Regions from separate parts of the Homo sapiens genome. Here region 1 is linked to region 2. The links are chromatin contacts, found by Hi-C or POLR2A ChIA-PET in ENCODE. All regions are on one chromosome and are shown on one strand. Each heading gives the region's core, a stretch centred on a gene start or an enhancer-like site at or near the end of the contact. The rest is flanking DNA. Distances are from core to core; before and after follow the strand shown. Region 1 has its middle 27 kb from the start of SLC6A7. Region 2 overlaps PDGFRB (platelet derived growth factor receptor beta).

Region 1 (2,936 bases), core at 107-2,606, 87 kb after region 2:
GATTGGGATTGGCTCTGCCTAGTAGGAAGGAAGTCTCAGTTCTCTTGCAGAATGAGTTTAAGGATTCAGAGCCCTGAAGGTTTTTCCAGTGAGCCAAATGCCCTGCCCAATCACTAGGAGTAGGGGGATACAGGGTGAGCGTGGGCACAGCAATAAAATCATCACAGTCCCAAGCCTGGCTTGACCTTGATTCTGCTGATCCGAGGTCAGGGTCTCAGAGAGCTTTGGGGCTTAGGGTGGTAGGACTTAGAGGCAGGGGAGGGGCCTATGGTCAATATTGATCTAGCTGAGTCAGGGGAGGACAGGGAAGTGGGAAGCCTGGGGTGGGGCTCCCTGATAACTGCATCTTCAGGCTGCCATTGTGACTGTGGAAACGGGGTGGGGACAATGCGGGGAGGGGGAAGGGATGCTCCATGCAAATTCCCAAACCTGGGCTTTTACTAAAACTACAGCTGCCTGGACCCCTGCCCAGAAGAATGGCTCTTATTCTGTGAGGGTGGGGCCCAAAACATCTGTGTGTTTAGCAAACTCCCTGGTGAATCTGCAGCAGCCAGCTCAGTTCTCACATATGGGGCCCACAGGTTCAGTGTCATTGTAATATGAGGAAACGAAGGCCCAGAGAGGGGATGTGACTCCTCCAAGGTCACTTTGGGAGAGGATGCTGACAGTCCTCCCTTTTCTCCTGGAAGGAAGGAGTCATCCCCCTCCAGCTCCCTCCACCTCCAGTTGAGGCCCTGGGTCTGGGAAGGAATGGCTGGGCCAGGGCGTCCTGAGGGAAGTGGCCTCTGAGACTTTGGTGGCCCTGGGTGGAGAAGGGAGGGCAGGGCTGGTCCCAGGAGGAAGGACAAGGAGAGGGCATTTCCACGGGACTGGACCTGCCCCACCCTGCCCTATGCACACCCCCCAGCACCTGCCAGGGGATGTTTCCTGAAAGATTTAGCACAACCCATGCCCTGAGAAGGCACCACATCATGGCAGATTCGGGGCTCACTCAGCCCTTAGACACCTCCGGCCCCCATGGCCTCCTCCCAAGCCTGTTCTGCTCACCCTGCCGCCACAGTTCTGGGCTCCCAGCCTTTGCTCTGGCCTCCACACTCTCCCTGCCTCCATCCCATCAAGCACCCCACGAAGTTTTATCCAGCCCAGTCACCATCTCTCCTTCTCCTTCCTCTGGGCTCCTGCACACTTTGCACCTCCAGATCCAGCCCCCATCCCAGCCTTCCTTGAGTTCTTGCTCTTTGCATGTCTCTCACTGTCTGGAATGGCATCAGAGATTCTTGGGGGACAGAAGTCATGAGACAGGTCTAGCTTATCACTGAGCCCTCCTTGGAGCCCAGCCCAGCCACAGCATGCCCCAGGGAAGCAGGTGTGGGAAGCAGGTGTGGGAAGCAGGTGTTCACAGCAGCTGAGAGCCTCAATCTCACCTCCCTCCCTCGTGCCCTGGGCCATCTTGGGTGGGTTCCTTTCCTCTGGGCACCTTCTTATTAACGGAATAAAGAGAATAGTAGTGCCCTCAGTGGAGGGGTATGCTGAAGATTGAGAGAGCACCTATAAAAGAGGTGGGGCGTGCCTGGCACTCAGTCAGTTCCCACTGTTAACCGTTGTTATTTCTGGGTGGGTGGAATACTCATGCCCACACAGCCTCCACTCCTCCTTCATTCCAGGGGCACATCTGCTAGGGGTCTTCTCTATGCAAGAATGACAGTATCTGCCACGTACATCCGGAGCACGGACAAGATGCTGTCCTGCCTTCAAGGAGCACACAGTTCTGCAGAAACTTGCTTAGGTGACTTCAAACCAGAGATCTGTGGTGAGGAAGGTGGAGCAGATTGTGGAAGCCCATGGAGGGACCTAGCCCAGGGACGGGGGAGGCTGGGGAGGGTGAGGGAACTTCCCAGAGAAGATGCTGGAGCCATGTCCTGAAGGGTGAGAAGGTGTCACAGTGCGCTCAGTGGGAAAATGCAAGGGAAATGGCCCTCTGCAGTGCCCTTTGGAGTATGGAGACTGTGGGTGTAGACAACCGAGAGAGAAGACAGTAGCTGGAAGGGGACAGAGTGTCAAAAGGGGAGGAGGTCCTAAGAATCCCAGTCACTCCTCGCTGGCTGTCCAGAGACCAGGGACAGGGCAGCACCGACCAGGGCAGGGGAGGCCCCTGGAGGGAACAGAGCACTGTGCTCTGAGTTAGAAGGCTGGGGTGAGCACTGGTCAGAGTCTTGCAAGAAGTCTCTTTGCCTTTGAGTCTCATCATTTTCATCTTCAAAATAGGACTGTTGTAACTAGGACAAGAGGTGTTGTGAAAGCACTTTGTGAACTGTAGAGCATCATTCTCCTGTGAGATAATAATAGTGTTTTAAGTGGAGTCGGTACTTTTTGAGAGTTAAAGGATATCTCACAGGGCATGGTAGACGTACTAGGGCCAAGGACTGCCTGAAACCTGCTCCTGTGCTGCCACCTGCTGGTGAAGGGACACAATGACCACCCAAGCCCTCAAAGCTTTCTGCAGGGGCCAGGCAGGAGCCACTGGGGCAAGTGAAGGCAGGGCTGGGAGGACGCCTGCCACTAAACCCTTGAGGACATCGGTGATGTCCGCAATAATAAAAAACTCTTCATTTTTTACTATTGGCATCTAATTCAAATTTAAAACATCATCCGCAAAGGTGGCAAATGGAAGCCCCCAAGCCTCTCTTGCTTTTCTCAGCCTTGGCCTGTGTTCTTACTGTGAAGGTCCTCCCCTGTGTGCAAGGGGCACACTCCCTATAGACACTGCCCCTGGCCATTCCACACACCAGCAGTGAGGATAGACCCGGAAGGCAGCTGGTGCAGGGATTCTGGAGTGCCAGGCACCCGGAGTATGGTCTAGAGGGAACTGTGGGCTCCGATGGGCACCTTTCCTTGGCCCCGTGGCATCCAGGCCTCTGGGCAATGGATGGGTGACC
Region 2 (3,387 bases), core at 133-2,632:
ACCTAAAGGTTCCTTTTCTAGAATACTTTCCTGAATCCCATAGCTGGGCATGGGACCCCTTCTCCCTCCAGGCTTTGCCCCTAATGTGGTGATCCCGGAGGGAATTGCCAAGTTCCTTGTCTGCCTTCTCTCTCTGGACTATGGGTACTAGGAGGTCCAGGCAGGGCTGAGCCCTTTGACCTTTATACTTCAATGAGAAGTTGGGTCCTCATATTTATCGAATGAAGAAGAAAGGTGAATAAATGAAGCACACTCATACAGGTGCATGTATGCATAAGGACGGGCAGCTAGATACACAAAAGCATCAAGACACTGGTAGGCATTGTTCATACGCACAGAAATTACACGTGTATGTGTACCTGCTAACAGATGTACATTGTACAGCAGGCACATGTGTACGGGAATTATGCTTGTACACTTTTCTAGAAAGGTGTGCTCCAATTATATGCTTACAGACATGCACTATGCCAGTTTGCATGCATGCAAAGGAATTGTACATGCATTGCTTGTACACATGTACAGGAATTGTGTACCCACCGGTACATGCATACAGACATACACTGTGGGGTTTAAACAGATGTCTGGGAATTAGGCATGCTCATGTACATGGCTTACAAACACGTGGTGGGTTTACATACATGGACAGGCATAGTGCACAGGTGTATGCTTATACACATACACTCTAGCTTTACAGGAGTGACTGGAGATTGGGCATTCTTCAGTAGACGATTTACATATCTACACACAGAGGATTTGCACCTATGTTCAAGGAACAGGCATGCTCATGTACATGGCTTACGACATACATATAGTATATGTACACCACACTGAAGGATATTCATATCCATGGCTTACAGACTTGTGTTTGTACACGTGTGTACCCATATTGTGTTTGCCAGAATGTGTTCCTATGCATGTACACAACAGGGTTTCACAATGCTCCTGTTTGCCCCTGGGCATGCTAACTCCTTTGGCCTGCTGTGGGTACATGGGCACATTACCAATTAGGCAGGATTAAGGTAGGGATTGGGATCGTCAGGGGCCACTGAGGCTGGGGACTCACAGTGTGGCACCACGATGACCTCCTGCGTGTCCTGGCCCACAGCGTTGCGCAGCGTGCAGCGCACCGACAGTGGCCGATCCACGTGCTGCAGACGCAGTGTGCTCACCACCTCAAACTCCTGCTCCTCCTCCCAGTACGTCACGTTAGTCTCCAGCTGGCTCTCCTCTTCGGAACTGTTCCCCAGCAGCGTGGGCGGCAGCTCACGTGGACACCTGCCAGGAGAGCCGGTAGGGTTGGCTGCCAGCCCCTTCCCCTTGCAGACAGGGAAACTGAGGAGAAACTGGTGGAAGGAGGCAGGACGTGTCCAGTTCCTATGTCCCACTGCCTGTTTCCGAGCGGGCTCCTCCTGTGCTCCCTCTACTGGTCAGCAGGGGGTGCTCCCATCCCAGAACTGACAACGTGGATTGCAAAATCCATTCTTATTTGACCCACGGGGTCACACGGCGTATGGGGTAGAGGCAGAACCTGCACTGAATCCTGCCTCTGTCCACTGCATTAGAATCGACCTGGCCAGGAGTGCAGAACTGATCTACAGGGCGGGTGAGGTCTCTGGGGCTCAGACCCTGCACTTTGCTAGGCCAAACTGCCCAGGGGTAAAGGTAAGGAAAAGGGACCATTTAGGTCATACAGAGTAGGACCAAGGAGGTGGTGACCTGGCCTCCTAGGATGCAACTCTATGCCCGGAACAATATGCCAAGAAGAACGGGCGGGACTAGATAACCTTCACGAGCTTTTTCTAGCCAGCTGGGGACACTGGGAGACTGAGGCCCAGGTCTGCTCACCTTTTGAGGTCTCTGCAGGCAGACCAGATGATGTTCGGCTGGGGCATGCCCCGGCCACGACAGCGGACTGTCTGTTCCCCACTGTCAGGGTGGCTCTCACTTAGCTCCAGCACTCGGACAGGGACTGCATGGAGAGAGCACTGAGTTAGGAGGCGGGAGGGTCAGGACAGTTAACAGGACAGGTCCTCAGGGGAGGACCTGGCCCAGAGACTCTCTTGGGGGAGGAGGGCTGTAGACTGCAGGTGAACATTAAATACCAGGAATCAGTGTGAAAACCGATGGGTTCCCTTCTGGGTACTTCAAAGGGAACGCCTCAGCAGGGTGCTAGTCTGTCTTTAACACCTCTCTGAGACTTGCTAATCTTCCCTTTTAACAAAGGGAGGCTAGGCCTCAAGCTCAGAACCCTGGGCCACCAAGCTCATGAAGCCAGCATTTAATAGCATTGTTTGGTCTTCTCTGAGTTTATTTTAGTGGTTGCTTTATATTTATGACATGTGATGCCGATTTTCCACCTACAATAGAGAGGTTACATTTTGTCTTTCAAAATAAATTTGTTTTTAGAAAGTCAATTAACAAAACATTAAGTCATTATCATGTCATTTCTCTGCTCAAAACCCTGCCATGGCTCTTCATTTCGGTCATAGTAAAAGCCAAAGTCTGCACCAGGCCCACAAAGACCTATGCGATTTGCCCTTCTCCCAGCCCCCACTGCCCTATCCCCGTTCTGACTTCATCTCCCACCACTCTCCCCAACAGCCCTGTTCCAACCACACAAGCCTTTCAGTGATTGCTCTGGCCTTTGCACTGCCCGAGGTACCCTTTCCCCAAATATCCACTAAGCTAATGTCCTCACCTTCTTCAGGTCTTCATGCAAATGTCACTTCCTCAGCCCTGATCACTGTATCAAAAATGCAACTCACACCATCACTCTGTGCCCAGCACTCTCAACCTTCCCTACCCGGCCCCTGTTTTTCCTCTCCCGCAGTGTTAGTTACCTTCTAACCTATGTAATTTGCTGGGGTTTTCCTCCCTACTGTTAGTGTTTGTCTTCCCCTACTTGGATGCAAGCTGCACAAAGGCAGGGAGGGAAGTTCAAGAACCTTGAAGAGACAGGCATATGGTAGTTGCTCAATAAATACCTATCGAGTTAATAGTACAGTATAAGTGGAATGTGAGAAGGGAAAATCATGGCCTTGGTACCTAAGTGCCTGAAGTTTTGGAAACACCAATCTAGCCAGATGGCCTCCTTATACAGCTGGGGAAACTGAGGCCCAGAGGCCAGGTTCACACGGCAGTGGGTCAGTGGCCTAGAATCCATCTCCTGAGTTCCAGGCTCCCTCTCCCACTCCTCCCATGGGTGGGTGGACAGTGCAGGAAGGGAGAGGGAACGGGGGCAGGGAGGGGAAGGAGCAGGGACATGGCGAGGGGCGTGCTCATCACCATTGATCTGTAGCTGGAAGGAGAGCTGGACCTCAGCATCCTCATGGAAGGCCCGCATGGTGTAGTGGCCAGCCTCTGCCACCTTCACGCGAACCAGTGTCA

The links. Hi-C counts contacts between places; a loop is a spot of excess contacts on that map. ChIA-PET counts read pairs that join two places held with the same protein, here RNA polymerase II (POLR2A). Pooled maps may share reads with other maps.
Region 1: a map of CD8-positive, alpha-beta T cell shows a loop between it and region 2 (34-fold over the local background). The contact joins two enhancer-like sites. A Hi-C loop is called at or near these places in 102 of 168 maps with a recorded cell type or tissue (A673, CD14-positive monocyte, CD4-positive, alpha-beta T cell and 57 more), 37 of 37 single-sample maps with no recorded cell type and 50 of 50 pooled maps. POLR2A ChIA-PET finds 5 or more read pairs at or near these places in 5 of 52 experiments (AG04450, Caco-2, H1 and 2 more).

What each region holds. Positions count from the first base shown.
Region 1 is chr5:150,215,880-150,218,815 of GRCh38, forward strand. No RefSeq gene overlaps it. Among named protein-coding and RNA genes, the nearest start is that of SLC6A7, 27 kb to the left of the region's middle. Within about 2 kb of position 1,357, at least 2 of the 41 ENCODE cell types and tissues checked have a DNase peak (open chromatin) inside an H3K27ac peak, as active enhancers do.
Region 2 is chr5:150,128,694-150,132,080 of GRCh38, forward strand. PDGFRB (platelet derived growth factor receptor beta) reads right to left here. Exons shown (of 23, transcript NM_002609.4): 8 at 3,286-3,387; 9 at 1,846-1,969; 10 at 1,064-1,275. Among named protein-coding and RNA genes, the nearest start is that of PDGFRB, 25 kb to the right of the region's middle. RefSeq lists an enhancer at 1,235-1,845. Within about 2 kb of position 1,383, at least 9 of the 41 ENCODE cell types and tissues checked have a DNase peak (open chromatin) inside an H3K27ac peak, as active enhancers do.